5 separate regions of the Homo sapiens genome follow, and regions 2, 3, 4 and 5 are each linked to region 1. A link is a loop called in an ENCODE intact Hi-C map of the cell type or tissue named here. Cell type or tissue: endothelial cell of umbilical vein. All regions are shown on one strand.

What was found. A loop is a pair of places that touch in the nucleus more often than their neighbours do. Peaks named below come from ENCODE experiments on the same cell type or tissue, not always from the same donor. Only the 100,000 strongest peaks of a DNase experiment are listed, where the experiment ranks them.
Region 2: it touches region 1 in a loop (4-fold over the local background); 2 of 110 quality-filtered maps call a loop at or near these places.
Region 3: a loop joins it to region 1, with 9 times the contacts of the local background. A loop is called at or near these places in 13 of 110 quality-filtered maps.
Region 4: a loop joins it to region 1, with 4 times the contacts of the local background. A loop is called at or near these places in 3 of 110 quality-filtered maps.
Region 5: it touches region 1 in a loop (10-fold over the local background); 11 of 110 quality-filtered maps call a loop at or near these places.

What each region holds. Positions count from the first base shown.
Region 1 is chr7:115,907,938-115,912,937 of GRCh38, forward strand. No RefSeq gene overlaps it. Among named protein-coding and RNA genes, the nearest start is that of TFEC, 120 kb to the right of the region's middle. In endothelial cell of umbilical vein, no CTCF peak of the experiment used is centred here; a DNase peak (open chromatin) is centred at 2,814.
Region 2 is chr7:115,353,775-115,358,774 of GRCh38, forward strand. No RefSeq gene overlaps it. Among named protein-coding and RNA genes, the nearest start is that of LINC01392, 120 kb to the left of the region's middle. In endothelial cell of umbilical vein, a CTCF peak has its summit at 2,592 (motif pointing right); no DNase peak of the experiment used is centred here.
Region 3 is chr7:114,863,489-114,868,488 of GRCh38, forward strand. No RefSeq gene overlaps it. Among named protein-coding and RNA genes, the nearest start is that of MDFIC, 56 kb to the right of the region's middle. RefSeq lists a silencer at 2,187-2,326. In endothelial cell of umbilical vein, a CTCF peak has its summit at 2,251 (motif pointing right); a DNase peak (open chromatin) is centred at 2,283.
Region 4 is chr7:115,852,112-115,857,111 of GRCh38, forward strand. No RefSeq gene overlaps it. Among named protein-coding and RNA genes, the nearest start is that of TFEC, 180 kb to the right of the region's middle. In endothelial cell of umbilical vein, no CTCF peak of the experiment used is centred here; no DNase peak of the experiment used is centred here.
Region 5 is chr7:116,120,190-116,125,189 of GRCh38, forward strand. It overlaps a transcript of TFEC not described here. Among named protein-coding and RNA genes, the nearest start is that of TES, 88 kb to the right of the region's middle. In endothelial cell of umbilical vein, a CTCF peak has its summit at 3,001 (motif pointing left); a DNase peak (open chromatin) is centred at 2,962.

The DNA of each region.
Region 1 (5,000 bases):
AAGCAAATAACTTTCTAAAATGTCACAGGAGAATGAAGGAGAAAGGAATTTAAAAAATGATTAAAAGATAGAGGGAGAAGTAATGAAAAAAGAGGAAAGAAATGCAAAAATGTTTTGGAGGGAATTGAAGGTTTTTTTTCTTACTCCAAACCATATTCAAAGTATTCTAATTATTAAAACTACAATGAAATCTAAAATAAACTGTATCAAATCAATTGCATTTCTTATAATTCCCTAGTAACTAACAGAAAAAAACACATAATGTTTACCTAAAGGGTTACTGAGACAAGAAATGTAATGCTATGTTTTAAGGTTTGGAAATTGCTTATAATGGGTTTTTGCCCATGATATGTTCAACATCAGGATGCCAATAATTTGTCTGAATAAAAGCACCTTGATAAACCTACAGAAATGTAGTCATCAACTACCCTGTATATGGAGATATGTAAAAAAAGGACCTCGTAAAGATGCAATATGCTATTCGTTTCAAGAAAAAAGAAAAATGTTCCTTCATTTCTAATTTATCTTGTAGAAAATGTCAACTTCCTTATTTTAATGACAATTTATATTACTATCTCTTTTTTCAAAATTATACTCTGAAATTCACAAGTTTGACTATGAATTAATGTCAACAAATTGTCTTGGAAAGAAAAAAAAGAAAAAGAAAAACTATCACATAGAACCGTTTTTCATTGCTCTAAATTTGCTAATTTCGTTAGTCTAATTGGGTGTTATTGATTGGGTCAATCCATCCTCATTAATTAGAAGATGTTGAATTAAATAAAAAAAAAAACTACCGGAAGCCACAAATATTAGTTCCTAAGTTAGAAACAGAAACATTAAGAAAACATATTTTAAGGAGCATAGTGTCCACTGATAGATAAAAAAATAAAAAACTTTCTTGCATTGAATGCCTATTCTAAGACTCCATCTTTCCTAAAGATAGCACTTCTTTTCACATTCCCTTAAAATGAGACAATGAATATTCTGTAAAACATAAATTTTTCCATAAGAAAATAACATTAGCATGTTTTTCACCTTCAAAACATTTAGAATCTACATATCTCCGTGATGTATACACTCTGGATGCAATATTACTAAGCTGCTGTTTGTTTCTTTTTAAACAATTAGGACTTCTTCTCATCTACCAGAATAATACAGTCATTTAGGGGTCCTACAGTAGTCACTTAACCTCTTTGAATAAGTCTCTTCAACTGTAAAATGAAAAAAAATGGTCTCTGAGACTCCTTTTGGAACTAAAATTCCACGAGTCTGTGATGTGTATGCTATCATCTTAGCCATTTGAACTGCCCAAACAGCTCACCTGAATGTGCTTTTATTGAAGCTCCTGTCACTAACACAAAGAACCTAGAACTTTGGAAAAATGTCTGTTCAATTTAGTCACTCCTGGAAAAAAAAATTCTAGTCAATCCCATTATTTGATTTCACTGATTTTTTTTCATTAATTGATCAGTCATTCAGTTAAAATACTTGAAGTTGTTACATGTGTAATCAGCAAATACACTGATATGTCTGAATTGGTGTTGAAAGAAAAACATGTGCTTAACTGCTTAATCAATTACACTTGGAGGAGGAAGTATCAGGTAAATTCTTTGGGTAGCAGAGTAGTTTCAATAATGTCAATAATGCATTGTCTATTTTCTGCTCCCATTATAGTACAGTTTCTGATTCTCAAAACTGTTGTCTGACAGGTCTGTGTTCTCCTGGCCAGGTTGTGGTACATTTTGCAGCTTGTCAAATTTCCTCACTTCCTCGTGCCCTTTTTCATTATACAGTATTGCTCTGTGCTTAGCCACTGTATCCATTCATGCAGACATACTCTACCTTCAGTATAACACTAAAATTGATTTGCTAGGTGTTCCTTTGCTTCTTCACATTTCACATCTTCCCATTGAATTTCTTGTGTCAAGAACACAGCTCTGTCTTTTTACTTCCATCCTCAAACCTGAACACTCTTTGGGTTTTCTGAATATTTTAATAGCTTTGTGACTGATGTCAGTGTTTTTTATTCTGCAGTACTTTGTTCAATGCAATTTTATATTATGTTTTGAGAGTATCCTACATTATTTTCATTTTAGATTCCATCTGTTTAAAAATTATTTAAATTTCCTGGTCTTTTCACAAGAGTTAATGGCAAAAGCCTTTTTTCTTTTCTTTTTTTTTTTGGAAAAAGCAGTTTCTAATTAGTATTTTCTTCAGAAAACACATATTAAAAACAGAAAACTCTATAATATACTATAGATTTGTCCAAAGTTAATAGTCTATTTTCTGTTCAAGGACTAGAACAGGAAATAACAAAACACTAAATAATCCTACACAAATTTTAAAAAATGTGTGTGTGTGTGTGTTTTACTGCAAAAGTGAAAGACATGAATGTAAAATGGTTCAGGCTTACAATTACATGATCTAAGTTGACACTGGATATTAGATGTTCTCGGGAGAGTTCAAAGCCTGACCATTTAATGCTCATTGATAAAGCACATTTATTTTAGCATATTGTTTTAACTGGTCAAATTTTGAGACTTTTGGAAGTGTAGGTGAAAGTTCAAACTTCTTTACTAAAGTGTAGCCATTGTGTAATAAAATATCCAAGATGATTCATTCAGTCAACCTAATATCTACTTATCAAGGAGGAGAACAAGCTAAGGAGGTATTATATCTTTCTCTAGCATAACATGTTAAGTGCGGCATTCCAATGTAAAAGGTAGAATTGTTCCTTTGAGTAAAATAATTAATGAGCCCAACAAAAGGAAAGCTGTTACGAGAGAGACCTCTAGTGGAAAAAAATGTAAGTCCCTTGGAAAGAGGTTTTATTGTTCATGCTTCATCTGAAAAACGGAACTCACAAATGCTATTTAAGGCAGTGTCCTCAAAGCAGAAAACTTAAATTCCTCTCTAATGCTTAGAACATGCTGTTTGTCCAAGCAAATAACGCTTTTCAGAGTGGAGCCAACAAAGTGCTTGAGAGAGATGTAACTCCTTAGATATCAGATTTTGAAAAACAAGTTACAGATATTTAAGAAGAAAGACAAGGTTTGTAAAGGGGGCAGCCAGAATTTGGAGACACTGCATTTTCTAGGCACTTGAGCCCTTTATTTGTTTATGGAAGCGTTACTTAAATTGTAAGTAACTTTTTATGTATAAAATTCTCAAAGCACTTTTCTGTGGAGGGGGTTGTGAGGCCAGGAATAAAAGGACTTTCCACTTTCCCACCAATCATAAATTTAATAATAAAACACATTAATATTAATTCAGAATTATTTATAAGGAAAACAGCAAAAAAGTCCATGATACGCAGAATAGAGAGGCACCCACGTACAGGTTATTTCAAGAAAACCGTTGCTTCTGGATTATGGAGTATTTCATTTGCCTAACACTCCTTAGAAGATTAGTCCTCTCTTGTTCTCCATACAATTGCATTTAATTCATCTTCTGATGTATAATCTAATGTTAATTGCTTATTAAAAATTTTCTGCCTTAAACAACGTTAATGGTAAATAAGAAAATTAAAAAATGTTTTCTGACTAAAGATCTAGCGCTAAATACCAGAGAAATCTGAGTCTACTCATTGTGTTTTTAGAATAGGTAGTAATATAACTTCTAATTCAAACGACTGTAGTTCAGAGAGACACTGTGACCCAGAGCCACGTGACTTATAAAAGTGCTCCAGGCATAAGGAAGAAAGTGAAAGAAGTTAGTAAGCCAAGCATACAGGGTTAACTCAGCACTGAAATATGGTCACAACTGTTAAGAAATACAGCTTTGGGAACCAGTTACAATAACAATTTCTGAAATTCTATTCTATAATAATGACAAATGTTGCATATACTTCTTTAAAAATTAACCACAATAGAGCTTTAGTGTTTATTATTGTTCAGCTGTATCATCCAAATTTAGGAAAAGAGTATTTTGTAAGGCTGTTTTTATTTTCAGTTTCAGTCCCTAGTTTTCTTATCCATTTTTAATTCTGCCTATTGTATTTGATAACGCTTTCTTCAATTTCTCCTCAGGATTATGAAATGTTGGAGCCTATTTGCAGGGCAGGTTATTCACAGACCTTATATTCCTAATACTAATATATCTCAGTTAATGCTGAAGAGGTTCCATCTTTTCACTCTTCCCAAAGTCTGAGCATCCTATAAAATAGGACATCATTATTCTGAAATAGTGTAGTTCATGAATCTCTTCAAATTTGGGCCTGTGGCTGGCAGCCACTTAAATAAGAATTGGTAATAGGGTGGTGGGAAGGTGGAGAAAGGAGTTAGAGGGTGTCACACAAACTTTGTTTCCCATTTAGAATGGAGCTTTATTCAGAAAAAGTAAAACAGCTTTAAATTTTGGAGGCTTTGGAAAAGATTATTTTGTTTATATTTAAAAATAAATAAAATGGCTAAAAGAATTTTTCCCATGAAAGCGAAGCATAAGGAAACATATTTATCCACCCTCCTTTCTGATTATTTCTTCTTTAAAAGAAATTGAGTCACATTCCTAGGTCTCCATGTGTTCTTTAAGTGAAACTGCACATTTCCGTTTATAACTATCTCCCCTAACCCCGTAGAACACTGACTCTGTCAGCATATGCCCCGCCTGAATGGTTTCCTTGCACTCTTTCCCATCCTCACCCTTCTTGCTCCACAAAAAGTTAATTTTCATAAACACCTAGGGATGTGAGATTAAAGGTAAAAACAAAGTCTTCAGAGTTTTCCAGAATTCTCAGTGGGGGAAGAAAAGTCACAGTTTGGTTTGGCCAAGGGACTGAAATGCAAATGGCTCCCCACTCTCCACATTGTGCCATATTTGAGGGCTTCATTCACACACACACACAGACACACACACATGTGTGTGAAAGAAAAGAACTCTGCAAGTAGAATTTCATTCTTATTTTAGGTGAGTTGCAGACATCTGTCTTAATTATTAATATTTATATGCTTACTGTTGACTTTCATGTTTCTCTTTTGAGAGCAAATCACTGGGGAAGA
Region 2 (5,000 bases), 550 kb before region 1:
GGCAACAGAGCGAGACTCCATCTAAAAAAAAAAAAAAAAAAAAAAAAAAAATTCTGACATAAGTTTTTGTTGTTGCACTCTGTCTTACTTGCTAATATAAATAAAAATACCAACAAATATTCATGTTGCAGCTACACTCGTTTATCAGTTGCAGTCATAATTTTACCATGGATACAAAAGTTTAGCAAAAATAAAGAGAAATATTTTATGAGAATAAACTGGTTATATAAAATTAGAAATTATAATATTGTCTATTTCATTATTGTCTATTTCATTATTGTTTGTAACTTATGTGCTACACACATTTTATATCAGTAAAATTTATAATAAACTTATGTATATTTATACATGTGTTCTTTTTTTCTAAAAGTTGGTTGTTAAACCAGGGCACTCCTGGATATATGAGACTGAAATTCAGAAAAGAGTTGGAGCTAAAGATAAAAATACGGGTGTCTTCAGCCTATAGAATATTTACTGTCATAAATTTACATGAAATTTAAAATGAAATCAGTAGAGAGTGAGGATGTGTAATGTGTGGTGTAGAAGAATTAAAGAATGGTGTCCTAGAGGTCAAGTTTAAAAAAAGTGTAAATATAAATATAATAAAAAACACAAAATCCATCAACATATTTTATTTCATGTGAAAAAAATCAGAAACACTTGAATCAAAACATCAAAACTAAGAACCAAAATATTTCATGTTAGAATAAAGTGCATTTGCAACATGCATTTCAGAGAATGGGTATAGATGTGACTATTAAATATCTTTTAAAAAAGAGTCCCCGCCACAAAAAGAAAAATGGAAAAGTAATGTTGCTAGATAACTTATGAAAGAAGAAATGTAAAAGGCTGGAAATATGTATAAACTAATTGTTGATCATAAAAAGCTAAAAAGTATTGTGTAACTGCTCTGTATATCAATTTGGAATTGTATCAAAATCGTAAAAACATGCATAACAGTTTATCCATTAATTTCAGTCTAGAAATGCATCTAAGGAAATGATTAATAACATATTGTACATATTTATTGCACAGGTATTTATAAAGCAAAAATAATGGACAGAGTTATTTATCAACTCTGAATATGAAAACACTGAAAGAGTTATACAGTTACCTTATAGGATACTAGTACAAAATTAGAAATCAATAGTTTAATATGACCCTGAATTTATGCATGCATGCATGCATACCCACAGGCCCATACACACATATACAAACATGGATTGCATACCTACTTTTAAATTACATTGTGTAATATTTGAGAAAAATATAGTGAAGGACAAATCAATAAATATTACCTATAACTCCGACATCATGATGTAATAAATATTTGACATTAAAAATACAAATATGCATTTCTTAAGATAAAAATTGGAATGTCCCTATAAGTAAAACAGTAACAGATAATATTAAAATGAAATATTAAAAGGATGATGTAACAAGAAAAAATATTTTAAAAATTAGAGATTCAGTCTCCAAATTTTCTTAACATCTGCCTAATTAAAGTTTCAGAAAGAGGGAATGAGAAAAAAGGGGGAAAGATAGTATCTGTTAAATCATTTTAAAGACAAATTCTGGACACAAAGAATGTAAATTTCAAATCAAAAGTATCCAATAACTTTGAACACAATGAATGCAATAAGACCTATAGCAGGGGGCATCATTATGAAATCTCAGAATGCTAGGTTTAAAGAGAGACAGCTAAGAGTATCCAGTGTGGAAGAAAACAAAGCTAAATGAGTGAAATAAGCAGTTCACATTCAAAAGGACAGGTATCAAAATGGCGTTAGATTTATCAACAGTGACACTGGATGAGAGGAGAAAACACAACCATAGCAACAACAGCAAAGCCTTCTTCCTGAGGGTACAGATTGGAATAGGAGGACCAACTCTTCGTGAGGCTATTTCAAGCAACATAAAAAGGAACTTACAGATTACCCAAGAATGAATTGAGAGATTTATAGGTTTGGGAGAAAGTTAGGGTTGCCAAATTTATGATAGATACACAGAAAACTAAACAAACAAAATTAAAACTGAAGAGACAACAAGATAATCGCTAGTTTTTGAGATAAGAAAAGATTGCCTAGAAAAGAAAATATGATCATAATTTACTACCCAGCCAAACTTTAACAAAATTTACCAAGTCATAACCTAGTATTGACCCTGATTGTTTAATTAACCAAAAATTGTGGTATTTAATTAACCAAAAATTTTGAGAACCAAATTAACCAAAAATTGTGAGAACAAAGACAATATGTCTGTGAGAGGATTGTTGCAAAAAAAAAATTCCCCTTCTAAAAGAAGAAAAATTCTAAAATAGAAAAAATTTTAAAAATAGCAAGTTAAATACATTATTTAGGAATATGAAGGTAACTGCAAAAGGAATAACTAAAAGATTGAAAGTGATTGCCATGGGAAATGGCACTTCTGTATTTCATTACAGATATTAGGAGAATATGATTTTTTAAATCCTCTATAACTATTATTTTGATAAATATCAAAATTAAATTTAAAAAGAGTAAAAAATATATATATGTGCTAAATATTAGAGCCTGCAGCCACTAGAGGGCAAATACTTCCTGGAGATCAATGGAGATTCAGAAGGGAAACGTGGTCTCCTAAGTAGGGACTGGGCTAGACCTAGTCAAAATTATCCAGTCGACACTTATCTAAAATAGCACAGTGTAGCATGAAGAGGGTTAAAAGTTTTTAAAAAAAGTTTTAATATTCTCATACAAAATAACATAAACAAAATAACATAACTAAGATGGTAGAAAATCCATTTATAAAAACACTGTCTTCTTCCTTATAGATACAAAATTAAATTATCTTACAAAATATTTTAGGATGGATATTTGCTTTTACCTAAAAGTGATTGTACATTCCAATATAATGAACAATAAGGTCATTTAATCAGATTGTTGTAGAGGAGACATTGATTCAAAGGAGAGAAAGATCTTCCCTGGACATGAGCTTTACTAGTCACATGAGGAAATAAGGTAGCCCCAGAGAGAGTCTAGAAGAGTTGAGAGAAACAGCAAGGAAGAATCAAAGGAGGACATTGAGATGATGTTTGCAAATATGTTCAGGAGAAGCAGAAGCAAGTTGGTAAAGATTAATTCACCAATTCACAAACCAGTTCTTAAGAAGCATTAGACTAAATGCAATCTCAAAGTTCCTGTTAGTGCTGAAATTTAATGATTTTCAGAGGTAAGACCTGTTTTTTGTATGATGTTAACATGAATTATTTGATGCTAGAGGGCAAGACCTATGTCTAATTTACTTTGTACAGTGCATGAAAGAGTGTGACAAATAGGTAAATGCCCATGTGATTTATTATTCAAACCAGGACATTTTGAGAGAGAGAAAGGAGATGCTATTAATAATTGTAGGCCTAGATCATGACTGGTCAAGAGCAAAAAAAGTAAGATCACCCAGCACGGATATGACTTATTCTATGTAACAATACCTCAGCGACTGGATAGTCAGCATGAAATAAGCAGCTGTGTTGATTTTTAAAGCGTACCTAATTGATGAACATCTGGTGGCAGGTAGCCAGCCCATTAAAAATCAATTATACTCAATGACTTGCATCTGAGCCATACTGCACCAATCTCCTCACACTCATCAGATCCACATGTTCCTGAATAAACACTTGGACCACTCAGGCCAGTGCCTTTGAACTTTATGTGGTTGGAAGTGAATTTCGTCAGTGGCTTTTGTCTAACCCACAGTGAAGAGAAGAGTTCTGTTGATCCGCCCCTGACTGTTGACAGGTCAAGAGACCAGGCGGCAGTTTGAGTAAATCTCTATAAATCCAAGGGTAACCAGAACATTCACTGCTCTGTGCAGCTCTCAGATATAATATATGCCATTAACGGCAGAAACTGGGTTATAAAACAATAAGGAGGTGATAGTGATCAGAGACTGGATTTAGGATGTTATAAGGCAAGTAGAAGTTAGTAATTAAAGTGAGAGTGAAACTTTAGAATAGGGTGTGGAAAAGTCTATACAAACTCTCAGTTCAAACGCTGAATATATGTTTCTATGTTGGGGGTTTCCATTTGCAGCATAATTACCAAAGAACAATTAGTGAACCAGCCAGCCTCCTTTTATGAGAAACATAATTCAAATTGTTATTATGCTAGAGGTGAGTGGGTTGGGGGAAGACAGTTGACCTGGTGCCTAGAATACCACTCTGAAGAGAGCCAAAATCTCCTAATTAATGTCATCCTTGGATCATAAGTGTGAACAAGATCAGGATGTCTGGTGTAAGTCCTGGATCCTTGGCAGGCTACAAGAGCTATCACGTCAAGTTCATTTAAATAGAAGATAAAGATCATTCAAAAGAAATACTTTACATTAAAGATCATCATAGAACTACATCTAAATCCTAAAAGTTATTCAATTAAATCAGCTTTGGAAATACAGGAGTACGGTTGTGATTGGGTCAGGGGGCTTCCCATTATCTTTTACCTGCCAAGTATCTAACAGGCTATGCACAAAGAAGGCTTTTCTCTTCTTTCCTAAGTAAGATTTAGAAGGAATGTGAACAATAATTTATGTAGCATTGTGAAATTCATAGATATAAAAATTAGATGTTCTATGTGTAGTTTGTTTAACCCAATTTTCCTATAGATAAGTGTATAGTTTAAAACATAAAATACAGAAAATAAATGGGTTAATTATCTTGATGTTATACTTCAAAAACTCCCGCCACCCCATTTTAAACTTTCTTAAAGATTGTTTATTTGTAAAAAGAATTTAATACTTAGATTTGGAAAGAAACTTAGAAATCATTTAGTTCAATTCCCTTCTTTATAGATGAAGTAATTGAGGCTTTGAAGGGTGACCCAACGTCAGACTTAGGTCATGTACCTTGTAAATGAAGACTGGACATTCAAAGACAGAGCTCCTGGCTCCAAGTCCACTGCTGTATTTTTTCAACTGTTTTTAAAATGTAAGGCTTATATTTCATATTGACATGTTTATGAAAAGCT
Region 3 (5,000 bases), 1.0 Mb before region 1:
AATGAATAAAACTTTGTACAGCTAACTGCAGCACAAAATATGATTCCTAACAGGTACTCTAAATTTGTTTGCTGAACCAGCCTGAATTTCTAAAATTCCCTTACTGGTGAGGAAACTGGGCTCGAGGAGATTAATTTTTTCAAGGTTACACATTTAACATTTGGAGAGGCTGGAATATGACCTCAGGTCTATACATACCCTATGCTCAACCAACACTGCCTCAGGGAAATGCAAGAATAGTGTGCAGCCATGTTGATTTCCGGTGATGCATCTCATTAGAGAGATAAATCTTAGACAATCTAGAGAGATGAATGGATAGTTAATTTCACATAAGCTTTGGCAATTGAAATCAATTCATGGGTGATTTCTTTGTCTTATTAAATTAAAAGAGATCCATAAGCTTTACCAATCAGATAAGGGTGATGCAGAATTATTACTCTGTTGTAAAAGGTGAAGAACTTAAAATGTACTTTCCTTTAAAAGGCCAGCCCACTTCTAGATGGAAGAGGGCAAAGAGGGTACCTTTCGGAAGGATCAAATTTTTCCTTAAAGGGAACTTTAAATCTACTCCAGCCCTTGAAAAAAAATACTTGTTACAACATGTGTCATTGCTTTATTAAATAACATGAAAAAGGCATTTAGTCTTGAAAAAATGTTAATGGCGTATATTAGTAATGGAAGTGAGTTGGCCAGAAATAAGTTTATATATGTCCTATGAAATGTTTAGTTTTCTGAAAAATGCTTTATCATGGTAGCTGATCAAGATGAGTGAGATACAAAATGCAGCCAAAGTAGCTGAATGAATTGGCCTGTTGAATTAGGTTTTTAGTATTGTTTACCTGAATAATAATGTTTACCAAATATAGATGGAAATAATTTTTACTAAGCTGCTACTTCTGACAATAATTAATAGCTACTGTCAGCTGCTTCTGAAAGTCTGCTCCTAGTTAAACATAATAAAAAACATACGTAGCAGAGAATGACTCATGATTTGCCCATGTAGTAGAAATAACATATGCCACAGAGTCCATCACACCCAGCTTCAAATTTTGATTATGCCACTTAATAGAGGAGAGAGACTGAGGATGTTACCCCTCTCATCTTAGTAAAGTTGTTTTGAAAGTGATATGGAGTAATATATGTGAAGTACTTTCCCAATCCAGTGCTTGCCCAAAGCAGTTGGAACTCAGTAAATCTTCTACAACCTAGATACACACTCTAAAATTGTGTCTTACATTTGACCGAAGCACTAGGAGAGAATTCAGATCTTCATTGTATCTGTTCAAGAAAATAAAATGCACTCTAATTCGTAACTAACTGCAATGTTTCCTAAATTCCTTCTTTTTTCCTCCAACATTTTTATGCCTTCACAGCTTCTCTGATGCCTCTCGCTTAGTGAGAGGATAAATAAGCCTCTCACTTATTTATCCCTTAAATAACAATTACAACTCATTTTTTTCTAAACCCAGTTTACATCATTAATGAATTAATTTTATTTATGGTTGGTGTCTACAGAATGCTAGAAGCAACTAGATAGTTACATACAGAGAATTTCATTATAATTCATTCACGCAAAATAAAAGTAAATTAGGGCATTCAGTCTTCAATCTAAAGCTGGGATGGCTCTAAGGTTAGGGGAATTCTATTTGAAGATTGGAGAATCAGCTTGTACAAAACTGCTAGACTGGAACACCCCTCCAACCTGCCCAATGCTTCCCAGTGTCTTGGCCCTGAGCTCCATCATTCAAACTTGGTTTTGGTGTATGACTAAGGTAGGCACAGAAAGAATTGGAGAGATTTCTTTAGGTTACAAAAATGTCCAGCATTGCTTAATAAATCTTGACTACAATTTGTTTCTTCAACTTTTATATAGAACAAGACTTGTTCTTTAAGCTGTGTTCTAAGCCTGCCAATGAAAGGCTTATAGTGAACACAGACATGGAGTACTTTTACCTCTTTATTGATTTGCAGCTATAAATGCCCATTTCTATCCACTTTGCTATACACTTGGTTCTAAATGAAGTCTTCCAAGGAAATCAAGTCACAATCACTTTAGGTTGGAAATCCTTCTAATAGACTTTCACTTAAGCCCATGCTTTCTCAACATTCAGGGCCTAACATGATTTCAACATGTGGATTCCATGAACTACCCAGAAATTTAAGTCTCTGCTCCTATTCCAGGCACAATATTGCCTAAAATTCTTTGGTTTCTGGCAGAGCGAAGCCACTGTGAGTGGTTCCAAAGCTTGCTTAATTGCAAGCCACAAGAGGGCAGCCATGTCCCAGGGCTTCCATTTCTGTGGCTGTATGGGGCAGCATCCCTAAACCAATTTGAGTAGCTCCAACACTGACATCTCTCTATCCAAACTAGATGTCCATAGAGGTTGAGGTTAAAATTAGTTTTGATTTTACAACTTTACAACTGAATTTTGAAAATTATACATAACATTACATAAATCTGGTTTTCTTCCCCCAAATTCCAACATCAGTGTTGAGATTTATGTGTCTCTCTAAGTTGAAGTTGTATTCTCAGAACCATAACTTTCATGTTTGGACAATAGGCACCTATTTCCCACAAAATCCTAATAGTGACATGAGAATTTATCTGGATCAAATCTAGAAAGTTACCCTTTAATCTGAGGTGTGGTTAAGCATATTACCAAAGAGTTACAAATCTATAAAGAACCCCCAAAATGTAAAAGCTGGGACCCAACAAGACATCGCCTTTAAAAGTGTTGTATTCAAGTGGCCAACTAACAAATGAAAAAATGCTCAACATCACTAATAATCAGGGAAATGCAAATTAAAGATGAGATCATCTTACACCAGTCAGAATGGCTATTATTAGAAAGTTAAAAAGCAACAGATGTTGGCGTGAATGTGGAGAAAGGGGAACACTTACACACTGCTGGTGGGAAGGTAAATTAGTTCAACCTCTATGGAAAACAGTATGGAAAGTTTTCAAACGGCTAACATAGAACCAGCAATCCCACTACTGGGTATCTATACAAAGGAAAAGGTATCATTATATAAAAAAGACACCTGCATGTATACGTTCATCGCAGCCCTACTCACAATAGCAAAGTCATGGAACCAACCTAAGTGTCCATCAGCAGTTAAACCAGATAAAGAAAATTTGGTGTATATCCACTGTGGAATACTATGCAGCCATTAAAAGAATGAAATCATGTCCTTTGCAGCAACATGGATAGAGCTGGAGGCCATTTTTCTTTTTTTGAGATGTAGTCTGGCTCTGTTGCCCAGGCTGGAGTGATTGGCGTGATCTCAGCTCACTGCAACCTCCGCCTCCTGGGTTCAAGCAATCCTAGTAGCCAGGATTACAGGTGCCTGCCACCATGCCTGGCTAATTTTTGTGGCTTTTAGTAGAGATGGGGTTTCTTCATGTTGGCCAGGCTGGTCTCAAACTCCTGATCTCAGGTGATCTGCCCATCTTGGCCTCCGAAAGTGCTGGGATTACAGGCGTGAGCCACCACGCCGGGCCTAGAGGCCATTATTTTAAGTGACCTAACTCAGAAACAGAAAATAAAATACTGTATATTCTCACTTACAGGTGGGAGCTACACAATGGGTGCACATGAACATAAAGATGGAACTCACAGACGCTGGGGACTCCAAACTAACTAACTCCTATGGCCATTTAAGTTTGAAGTTTCTTGTCTTAAACTATTCAACTCCCAAGTTGATCATTATTTTATTCTTCCTGCAGTTTCCCTATACTTCCACTTCTCTCAGTATCTTTAGCTAAAGGCCAGGAATTTGTCATTACTTTCGCATAAAAGAGAGCTCTGTTTCTCCTCAGCCTATGATCGATTCAAAGCATGCCTCTTTTCCTGCTCCCCCTCCATACAATGTCATCGGTCTCATTACACACACACACACACACACGCATGCACACTCACAGTCATGCACACACACATGCATTACACACACGCACTGGGCAGCTCTGCTGCATTTTCATGGTGCCCTCCTTCTTCTCTTTTGTCATCTATCCTTTGTTTCCTTCCTTTTCCTTGGGTTAGTCAGTGGTTTCTCTAGCTTTGTTTTCTTCATTGATTTTTTTGCAAAATAGATGGGAGCTCGAAGGTTTACTATGAAAGGCTAGGTTATAAATCAGTGATTTCCAAACCCAAGTCATTATTAGACTTCCAGTGAAATGTTAAAGAATACATATTGGCAGGTCTGCTCGCATAGAGTAGTAGGTCTTGTATGAAGTCAAGATACCTGTGATTTTGGAAAAAAAAAAAGACATCATACATAATTCAGATAGCTACACCCTGTGACTTTTAGCCTTAAATCCTCAGTATTTAGGACTAGCAGCTGTTAATATGTATATTGATTATCTATATTAATTAATTGATATTGTAGCCAACAGACTAATAATTGGAGATGCTTACCCCATATGGTTGTACAAAGCTGCTAGACTGACATAGGGTTGTACAAATCCCTATGTGGTTGAGCAGAAAGCTAAACATTCCTTAAGGAAGCATTTCCTTATTACAAAAGATTTTGGGGAAATCTGAATTCATCAGAAATAAACAAATTTGGCTGGGTGTGGTGGCTCATGCCTGGGATCCCAGCACTTTGGTAGGCTGAGGTGGGTGGTCAGCCTCCTGACCTTAGCCTCACCTGAGGTCAGGAGTTTGAGACTAGCCTGACCAACATGGTAAAACCCTGTCTCTATTAAAAATACAAAAATTGGCTGGGCATTGTGGCATGCACCTGTAATATCAGCTACTCAGAAGGCTGAGGCAGGCGAATCAATTAAACCTGGGAGGTGGAGGTTGCAGTGAGCTGAGATTGTGTCACTGTACTCCAGCCTGCCTGAGTGACAGAGCGAGACTCCATCTAAAAAAAAAATAAAAAAAAAATAAAAAATAAATAAATAAATTTATTTAAGGTAGGACTTAGATCTTTTAATTGCTATTTTGCTATTGTGAAAAATGAATCTCTAAGACATATACACAACATCAAGTTTAGTT
Region 4 (5,000 bases), 56 kb before region 1:
AATTAAAAAAACTCTGACTCGATCTGTTATAAGAAGAATTTAAAAGTGTAGAACCGATGTATCGGGGGAAGACAGAAACAGAAGAAAAAATAGGGTAACTAATAAATGAGAGGAAGCAAAGAATTAATTATTGCACTAAGAAGGCTGATATATTGAGCTCATTTTAAAATGTCTTTAAGAAAGAATGAAGAAGAAAAATTTAAATAAGGAGGAACTAATAAAGACAATGAAAATTGCTTATAAAAATGTTAAGGAAAATGTGGAGGACATTTTAAAATAGACTAGTGATTCAGAGCATCTTAAGTAGGATTGTGGAGGCCCTTTTAAAAAAATCTGTGACCAAGACATAGTCAAACATGTAAGCATTGACTTGTATTTTATGTTCTTCATTAACTTTGAATTTTCACAAACATATAAATTACACCTTAAAATATGTATCATTCAAGAAGGATTTCACAGGAGGTGCAGAATCAGTACATACATCTCTATTGCTCTCCTTTTCCTCTTACCTCTGAGTTTCTTTCTGATCATCTTTGAAGAGATTGCTAGCATAAAATGGCATTTGACTAGCATTCCCCAATACAGCCCATTCCAGCCCTATACCCAAATGCCCAGGAAGAACAGAAAACAACAAAAGTTCATAACATTGAAAAGTAACATTGAATAACAAATCACCATTGGAAATGTTGAGAAACACCCATCTATACTCTGTAGTATATTAACCTTAGGAAATGGAGTCCATTAATTTAAACAGCAGGAAGATGTTTTGCAATTCTCTGTTGTCTAAGCCTTGAATCATGAGCTGTACAAACCCCCAAACTGTCCATCCACTTAATTCTTCACGAATGAAGGTGGCAACATCACTGTTTTCTGCCCTTCCTTCATTCTTATTTAATATTCATTCAGAAATAACTAGTTATAGGAGACCACAGAGCAAGAATGGATGAGGAAGCCAGAGAAGAACTGGAGTTAAGTTACGTTTAGCTTGCCATTAGCAAAGTATTATGGATGTTTTTCAAAACTGAAAATATCTTAATATACTACATTCTAGGGGTTTTTTCTATTCACCTAAACCACTGTTAATCACACAACAACTAGGAAATGGAAGTAGGACATTCTACATCAATACATTAGTGCTACATAGCATAAATAACTTTCCAAAAACTGAGGGATTAGGATGAGAGCTTTGAACTGGAACCTTTATTAAAGAAAAAAATATGATTATTACTTAAGAGAATAGTGACAACAAGACAACAATAGGAAACTAAGAATGCATGACCAGAATTTAAAAAATAATCATGTAAAAATTTAAAATTAGTTGATGAGAAGCACGGTCTTGAAAAATTTGGCCAAAATGCAGAAAAGAAGTTCAGGACTTGAAGAGATACTAGAGAAGATGGCTGATGCAACGAACAAACTCAGTACCATTTCTAGAAATTTTATGTAACCCCAAGGAAGAAAGCAGAGCAACTGAAACAACGCCAATTAGAAAGCCCATGTCTGCAGATTAAAAATCTGTCTTCCAGGTAAATTCCATGTAGCTGATAGGATGAGACAGCTCACTAAATGTCCATTTCAACTCCCTTCTCCCTGCCTTCCTTTGCTCTTGATGCTATTAAGAGAAACGCTTGGCTTTTCACACCCTCTGGAATTTGGAAATGGTCATGAGATTTAATTCTAGCTGTAAAGGTACAAAATGAAATCTATGGGAGAGCTTCTGTTACTAAATACAAAGGCAAAGACAAAGTCTCAATTATTATTACATCCCTAGTAGTAGTAGAATGCCTGTTTTATTAATTCAAGTACACCATTCTCTGGAGTTATTTATAAACTGTTGTTTATCTAGGAAATTCTGTAGTTTATAGCTCTAAATTATTTTATGTAGTAGTATTAAAATGTAAACTTGGCAAGTAAATTTAACTAGTGCGTTATATTATACCATTGGAGCTTCCAAGTGACTGGGAGGTAAGTTAAAATGTTTAAATAAGATACAAACAGTTACTGTTGAACAGATGAACTGTATCTTTGGATTTAAGGAATGTTTGCAAAATTAATTATGGCATAATCAAGCAGAATTACAGTTTTATCTGTACACTGGCAGAAATAATTTGTTTTTAGTTATCTCTGTGAAGAAAAACCTAAACAATAAAACATCACCACTCTCAAGATATTTTTGAAAGAGAAAATGAAAGCCATTCTTTGTCAAAGTTCGGAGTTAAGTTCTTAATTGAATTAATCAATACCTTTAAGTGAAAATATAAATTAAATATGGTAGCCGGAAAAGAGGTAAAGAGTTAGAATGCTGAAACGTTTTATTGTAACATTTTGGCATTTATCATTGAATTTATTAGTGTGCCTGTATATTTATTAGTGTGCCTGTATGTGTATATGTGTGCACATGAGTGTACATACATAGAAGTGTGTTAGATATCGAGTGCAGAAGAGGGAAGGATGAAGTAGGAAAACATGGGCTAGGTGTGGTAATCCCAGCCCTTTGGGAGTTCGAAGCAGGTGGATGCTTGAGCTTATGAGGTTGAGACCAGCCTGGACAGCCTGGTGAAAAATCTGTCTCTGTAAAAAATATAATTAGCCAAGCATGGTGGCTCATACCTGTAGTTCTAGCTACTTCAGAGGCTGAAGTGGGACGATTGCTTGAGCCCGGGAGGTGAAGGTTGCAGTGAGCTGAGATCATGCCACTGCACTCCAGTCTGGGCAACAGAGGGAGACATTATCTTATGTTTTAGTCAGAGTGTTTCTTGGGTCATATTTCTAGATGTTAGTCACTTGTTAATAAGTTCTTGACTGAATTAATCAGTACTTTCTCATTCAAGTCATAAGGGCAAGGACAAATTATGAGAATCTGTCTCATAATACAGATGTGTCAGAAAATCCAGTGGGTATTTATTGTGACTCAGGATATTTTTATTTTCTGAGGACAGAACCATTATTCTTCTGGGAAACACTTGGCCCATCTTTGAATCCAATCTTGTGTTTTGAATGGGAGAGGACATGTTCTTATAGGCCTCATACCCCAAAGCAGAGATGAACACCTGATGTACAGGGCCAGTCAGAGCCCTCCATAGGTAATACTACCCAGTATTTTCTAGATATATAAGAAATATAACTCTAGAGAAGCTCATTACCATCTTTCCAAACACCAGAAAGTGAGTTTGCACCAAAAACAAATATATAAGGCCAAATACAGAGAATGATGGACTCGTTGTCCTGGACATTTGCCCTCCACTCACTTTGGTTTGGTTACATGAGATAGCCTACTACCATTCTAATAAATTTCTTGTTGCATTCAGGCTTATTCAAAAGGGTTTTTCATGCTTGCAAATGAGAGCTCTTGAGAATACAGTGTAATCATAGAATGCATGTTATCAATAGACCAATTCCAGTGAATCAATATAGTGGTAAGTGTTTAATCAGTGTGGTCAATTTAGAAAGGAATAACAGATAATGTAAACTGTGTAATCAGAGAGAGGAAAAAAATCACCTGGTACACTTCTTAATTTAATGAAAAGAAAGCTAGGATGAGATTCTTTAGGAACAGTATTTCTCAATATGTAGCCATCAGAAACCTGCACCATAATCACTTAGAATGATGGCTAAAGGGAACACTCCTGGGCTGCCATTCAGACCTAGGACATCAGAATCTCAAGGGGCAGGGGACTAGGAGAGGTGCATCTTTTAACAATACCCTAGGCCAGGGGTGTCCGATGTTTTGGCTTCCCTGGGTGTATTAGTCCATTTTCATACTGCTATGAAGAATACCCAAGACTGGGTAATTTATAAAGAAAATAAGGTTTAATGGACTTATAGTTCTACATGGCTGGAAGGCCTCACAATCATGGAGGAGGATGAAGGAGGAGCAAAGCCATGTCTTACATGGTGGCAGGCAAGAGATCATGTGCAGGGGAACTGTGCTTTATAAAACTATCAGATCTCATGACACTTATTCACTATCAAGAGAACAGCATAGGAAAAACCCATACCTATGATTCAATTACCTCCCACTGGGTTCATCCCATGACATGTGGGTATTATGTGGGTATTATGGGAGCTACAATTCAAGATGATATTTGGGTGGGGACACAGCCAAACCATATCACTGGGCCATGTTGGAAGACGAATTGTCTTGAGCCACACAGAAAATACACCAACACTAACGATAGCTGATGAGCTTTAAAAAGAAAAAAACTCTCAAAAAAAATCTAATAATGTTTTAGGAAAGTTTACGAATTTGTGTTGGCCTGCATTCAAAGCCATCCTAGGCTGCATGAAGCCCACAGACCACAGATTGGACAAGCTTGCCTTAGATAATTCTAACATGGGTTAAAAGTTGAGAACCACTGCCTTAGAGGAATGACCGTTTTTATTAGGATGCTGATAAAAATGCAGCTTTGAGAGGCAATACATGTACATTAAGGATCCAATTGTGTAGAGTGCAGAAAAACTATGTAAGAGAAAAATCCAGAGAGTGGTACAATGTCAACAAATAGAGAAAGTGCAAGTATAAGTACAGGGTCTGCTATGGTTTGAATGTTTGTGTCCTTTCAAAATTTATGCTGCAACTTAATCTTCAATGCTATACTACTAAGAGGTGTGGATTTGGGGAGATGATCAGGTCATGAGGACACTTTCATGAATGGATTAGTGCTCTTAAAAAGGGCTGGAGGGGCCAGGCACAGTGGCTCACGCCTGTAATCCCAGCACTTTGGAAGCCCGAGGCAGGAAGATCACCTGAGGTCAGGAGTTCGAGGCCAGCCTGGCCAATATGGTGAAACCCGTCTCTACTAAAAATATAAAAATTCCCCTGTCATGGTGGCACATGCCTATAATCCCAGCTGCTTAGGAGAATGAGGCAGGAGAATTGTCTGAACCTGAGAACCAGAGGTTGCAGTGAGCCAAGAGTGTACCACTGCACTCCAGCCTGGACAACAGAGTGAGACTCCATCTCAAAAAAAAAAAAAAAAAAGGGCAGGAGGGAACTAGTA
Region 5 (5,000 bases), 210 kb after region 1:
TGTAGAACCCCTGTGTTTCAGGGAAGAAGATGGGCTGCTATTCCATATAACTTTTTCTCGGATAACCAAGACTTCTCCCTCCATGGAACCTTTGCAAAAGCTCCTTTCTCTCCATGGAATTTTCTTTTCCTAGATTTTGACTTGGATGGCTCTTGATGCACACTCCACATTCACATCTTCACTGAAAAGTCACTAGTTCAGTCAGGCTTTTTCTGCCCATTCATAGCAGCATGGCATCACCTGGGAATTTGTTGGAAAGACAGAATTTCATGCGCCACCCAAGACTTACTGAATTTGAATCTGCATTTTAATAACATCCCCAGATGACTCTCATGCACACTAAAATTTGAGAAGCACTGTCCTTACAGTCTGTGATAGAGACTGCATGCCAGCTCCCTGCATCATTTTCTCCATAGGACTTATGCATATCTAAAATTATTTATTTGCTTTCTTAAACATAGTTTCATTAGCATAGAATTTGTTTTGTCTTTTGCCTGTGTTCACAGTTCCTAAATAGTGCTTAATGTACTGCTGGGACCCAAAGAATATTTGTTGAATGAAAGCACAGAATAGGGAGAGGTATAGTTCAGTAATTTTGATTGAAGAAATGCCATTTTATATCTTCACTATCTAAATAACTCTGTCTTTGGGGCCTCAACTATTGATTAAAGCTATAAGAGCTAATAAATTGTGTTCCAGTCCAATGCATCATGTGCCTGTAATATTTACTGGTTCTATAAAAAACCCTACCTAATAACTTTCAGAAGGATAACCAGTATTATTATATGTAAAAATAAAAGTAGGTTGCTCAAAAAGTTAGAGTATTGCCATGTGACTCAGCAATTGCTCTTCTAAGTATACACCCAAGAGAATTGAAAACAAATGGTCAAACTAATCTTATACACAAATGTTCATAGCAGGATCATTCATAAGAGCCAAAAAAGTAAAAACAGCCCCAAATGTTTATCAATGAATGAATAAATCTGCAAAATGAGGTATATACCCTCAATGGAATATTATTCATCCATAAAAAGGAATAAAATACCATTAATGTTACAACATAAATGAACCTTGAATATATTACATTAAGTAAAAGAAGCCAGATACAGAAAGCTGCATTTTGCCACATATTGCAAAAGCCACATACATGAAATGTCCAGAATAGGCAAATTCATAGAAACAAAAAGCCAATTAGTGGTTGTCAGAAGCTGGAAGGAGGGAGAAATGGGGAGTACCTGCTAATGGACACGGAGTTTCTCTCTGGGGTGACGAAAATATTCTGCAATTAGATAGTGATGATGGTTGACATCATTGTGAATGTACTGGAAGTCCTTAAATTGTACACTTTAAAATAGTTAAGATGGTGAGTTTTAGGTTATGTGAATTTCACTTCAACAAAAAATAAATATATAGAAGCAAATTACTATTTTAAGACATAGTGGCATTAAAATATATTGACTTGCTATCCAGAAATTTTGTTTTACAGACTCACTATTTCAGAGGTCAGGGTGCCAAATGATTAATATTATGTGACGATTATCTTTTTCAGATAGAGATAAGACAGGGAAATAAGGTAAAAGAAATGAGTCTGGGATTTGCCTAAGCCAGGACTCAAATTCCTTTGATCCTTGGCTAAAAGCCCTGATTGGTCCAAAAGGTCAAATGGAAAGGAAAAAGCACTCAAGAATAAATCAGTAAAATAAAAAATTCATTAAAATGTAGCTATTGGGAGGAAAGGAAATAACCTTCCTTTCTTCTACTAAAGAGTGAATTGACAACCTAATTTTCCGAACAGGTAACAAATGTATAGCTGTAGCTAGGTGCCCAGAATTTCTTCTCTACAGGGAAATGTTGGAAATAAATTATGGAGGAGTCTTCAGACTTACTGAAGCCACTGAAATTGTAATTGTTGTTACAATTGCAAGGGTTTATTAAAGATCATCAGGAAACTTGGCATTAAAAAAGTGTTTGGATAGATAAGACCCCTGTTTGCACTTTAAGCCTTTACTGTTAATTACATGTTACTGTGATTAAGCACTTCAGAAGTGACTTTTATGAACTGTGCTATTATTTCATTTAATAAGAACTTGTTATAAAGTCACAGGTTAGCAAAAGTTCATTAATAAGTTCAATGTTTGGAACTCAAAAAGCATTTTCCTATGGAGCAATGTTAGCCATGGTGGTTAGGTTTCTATGTAAGTGGGGTCTAAGAAATCAGGTAAGCCATACACACCTGCTCCCGTAACACTGAACAGCACACTACACGTTTTAAAAGATTTCCATGGAAACATGCATTCAGCATTCTGGGACCAAGACATCTCTTCCCTCTACTGCATTAGTGATGCTTGTTCATTCATTCATCACTGAATCACTCATTCAACAAGCATTGGCAGTGTCTGCTATGTACCAGGCCCTTTAGCAAGTTATATTCCTTTTTATCTGCCAGGTAGCAGGCTTTCTTCAACTTGGAGGAAGTAACCATTGGCTTAGCATATGAACTCCAGCATATAAGAAGCAGAAGATGAGGTTCTAGGGCAAGTAGAAGCAATGAAGGTTAAGGACGACTGGAACAAGGTGATGGCAAGTGAATGATTATTTAGCCCAGCTGCCTATGCCCCTTCCCCCCACTTTCCTCATTGTGGCCAACACTGGTGTTAGTGTGGAAATTCTAGTGGATGACTACAATAAATGTCAGCTATGTAATAGATGCCCTTTCCCGCTTCATTCTCCCTTAGAGCAGTGCCCAGGGTTGGGAAATGCCAAGTAGCCAAACAAGCGTGAGAACTGAGATCTACATTTTTTTAACCAATCCCCCCATCTTACTTGAGAGTACAAATCAAAAAGAAAAAAACAGAGAAAGGAAAACATTAATGAACATATATCCATAGTTATGAATGTTATATATCAGGGATTGTGTGAAACAAAAACAAGCAATTGCTGAACTCACATTTTTTTAAAAAACTACAAGTTACCAACTAACAAAGATCACCACCTAGTGGCCCCAGCAAGATAACTGCACTTGAACAAGATGCATTGAAATTCAAAAATATTGGGGGTTTGTTGCAAGAACGTAAGGTAACATTGAAACACTGAAGCCTCTCCTTTTGTCCCTTGGATCCAACCTCTCCTTTTTCTTTCATTCTGAGTCAGTTTCTCTTAGTTTATGATTCTAGTTTGTCTTGAAAGCATTCTATTTGCAGTTACCTTTAATCTTTGCAATTAGCTACTTTGTCATCTTTTGAGTTCCTCATCTTTTATGATACACCACAAGCCCTTCTGAGTCTTGCCTGAAATAGTGGGTTTAAACATCATTTTTGTCATGCCACTTCCCTACAAAAAAAAAATTGAATGCTTACGTGGATCCTGTTGTCACTTATATCAAGCCTGGTCTAACCCGCATATCCCCACACTCCACTTTTGCAAACATAATGACTGCCCACTGGGTACTTTTCTTTATTGATGCTTCACCACACTCAAATCTCAAACACAACTGCCCTTTTTATCTATTTCTGAGTACTTTTATCAAACTCAAATTCCACCTTTTCATAACTTTTCCCCTACTACTCCTATCATGTTCACTTCCTTCTTCTCTAAGTTCTTACATTCATGGTTATTAACACCAAGTTTATGATTTAATTATTGTCTAATTGTTTTATAAGTATTATGTCTGCAAAGGAAGTTCCATGGTTTAAATGTGTCTATATCTGCCACAAATCTTAGCATGATATTAAACATAACACAAGAGCTCAAAGAATAAATGACTGATATAGAAATGGATAGATTAGAATTCCTGCAATTAAAGGACTTTTAGTTGTCTATGGGTAAGTGACAAGGAAAGAAGAAGGAGAGTACAGAGTGGGGAAAGATTGCTGGAACTATATTCCATGAGTGGAAAAAGATTAATTTTATCCACCTTTATTATGTAAAATGCCAGTGACAAATTGAAAAGTTATCTCCCAAAATGCCAGGATACATTTAAACATATTCCAAAACATATAGTATAATATAACCACGAAAGTTTTTAATGGAATATAGTTACTTTGGGTGCAGACAGTGAAAGGAGCTCACTCAGACAAAGAGAGGGAAAAACGGGGGAAAAAAGAAATTGTTATTAAACAGGTAATGAAATGTTAACTTGCATTCTAAGGTAGGACAAAGTTTTACTTCTTGGGCAGCAGCATAAAATCTGCTCCAGGGATGTGAATTACAGATACGTTAGGCAACTGCACACTGGAAATAGCAAGACTGGGAGAAAGTTCTATGCAATCAAACTTTGGCGTATAATTCAACCAACTTTGAATGTGAATGGAAATATTTTACCCCTAAAATGTGAATAATAAAACAAATAAAATATTAAATAATCTACTCAAATGAAGAAGTCTGCAGAATAAGTAATGTGAACTTGAAAAATCTCATTAAGTGTCACCAGAATTCTATTTCTAGTGCAACTGCAAGTAGTTTTATAACTAGGTCTCCAGTAAAATAATTAGACTATTTTAAGGGGTAGCAACTGACTCTATCTTGAGGAGAGGAAAGAAAATGCTTCTCCTATGTAAATTTTCCCCCAATTTTTCAAACTGACATTTTCAAAGGCATCATAGAAGGACAATTACTTCTATGCTGTATATATTGCTGTTTTACCATAAAAGAGCACTATGTATGCAAGGCACTGTGCAAGCTATGGTAGAGGTAAACAAAGAATGCAAATGGCCTGCATTATATCCTCAAGTATCTTACTAGGGTGAGAAGATCCACATGTATTCAATAGATAATAATTCTGTAATTAATTTTTAAGAAACTATACCACATATTATGCAGACAGCCTGAATTTTCATACTTCAACAAATACTGAAGGCCCACAATTAGAAAGATGTTATAAGATGTTTTGTGAGTACAAAGTAAATCCATTACTCAACTGGCCCTCAGCAACAGTGAGTATAATAAGAAATGGACAGCAGGTACCTCAATAAAGATGAAATTACTTGATGAAAGAAGTATAA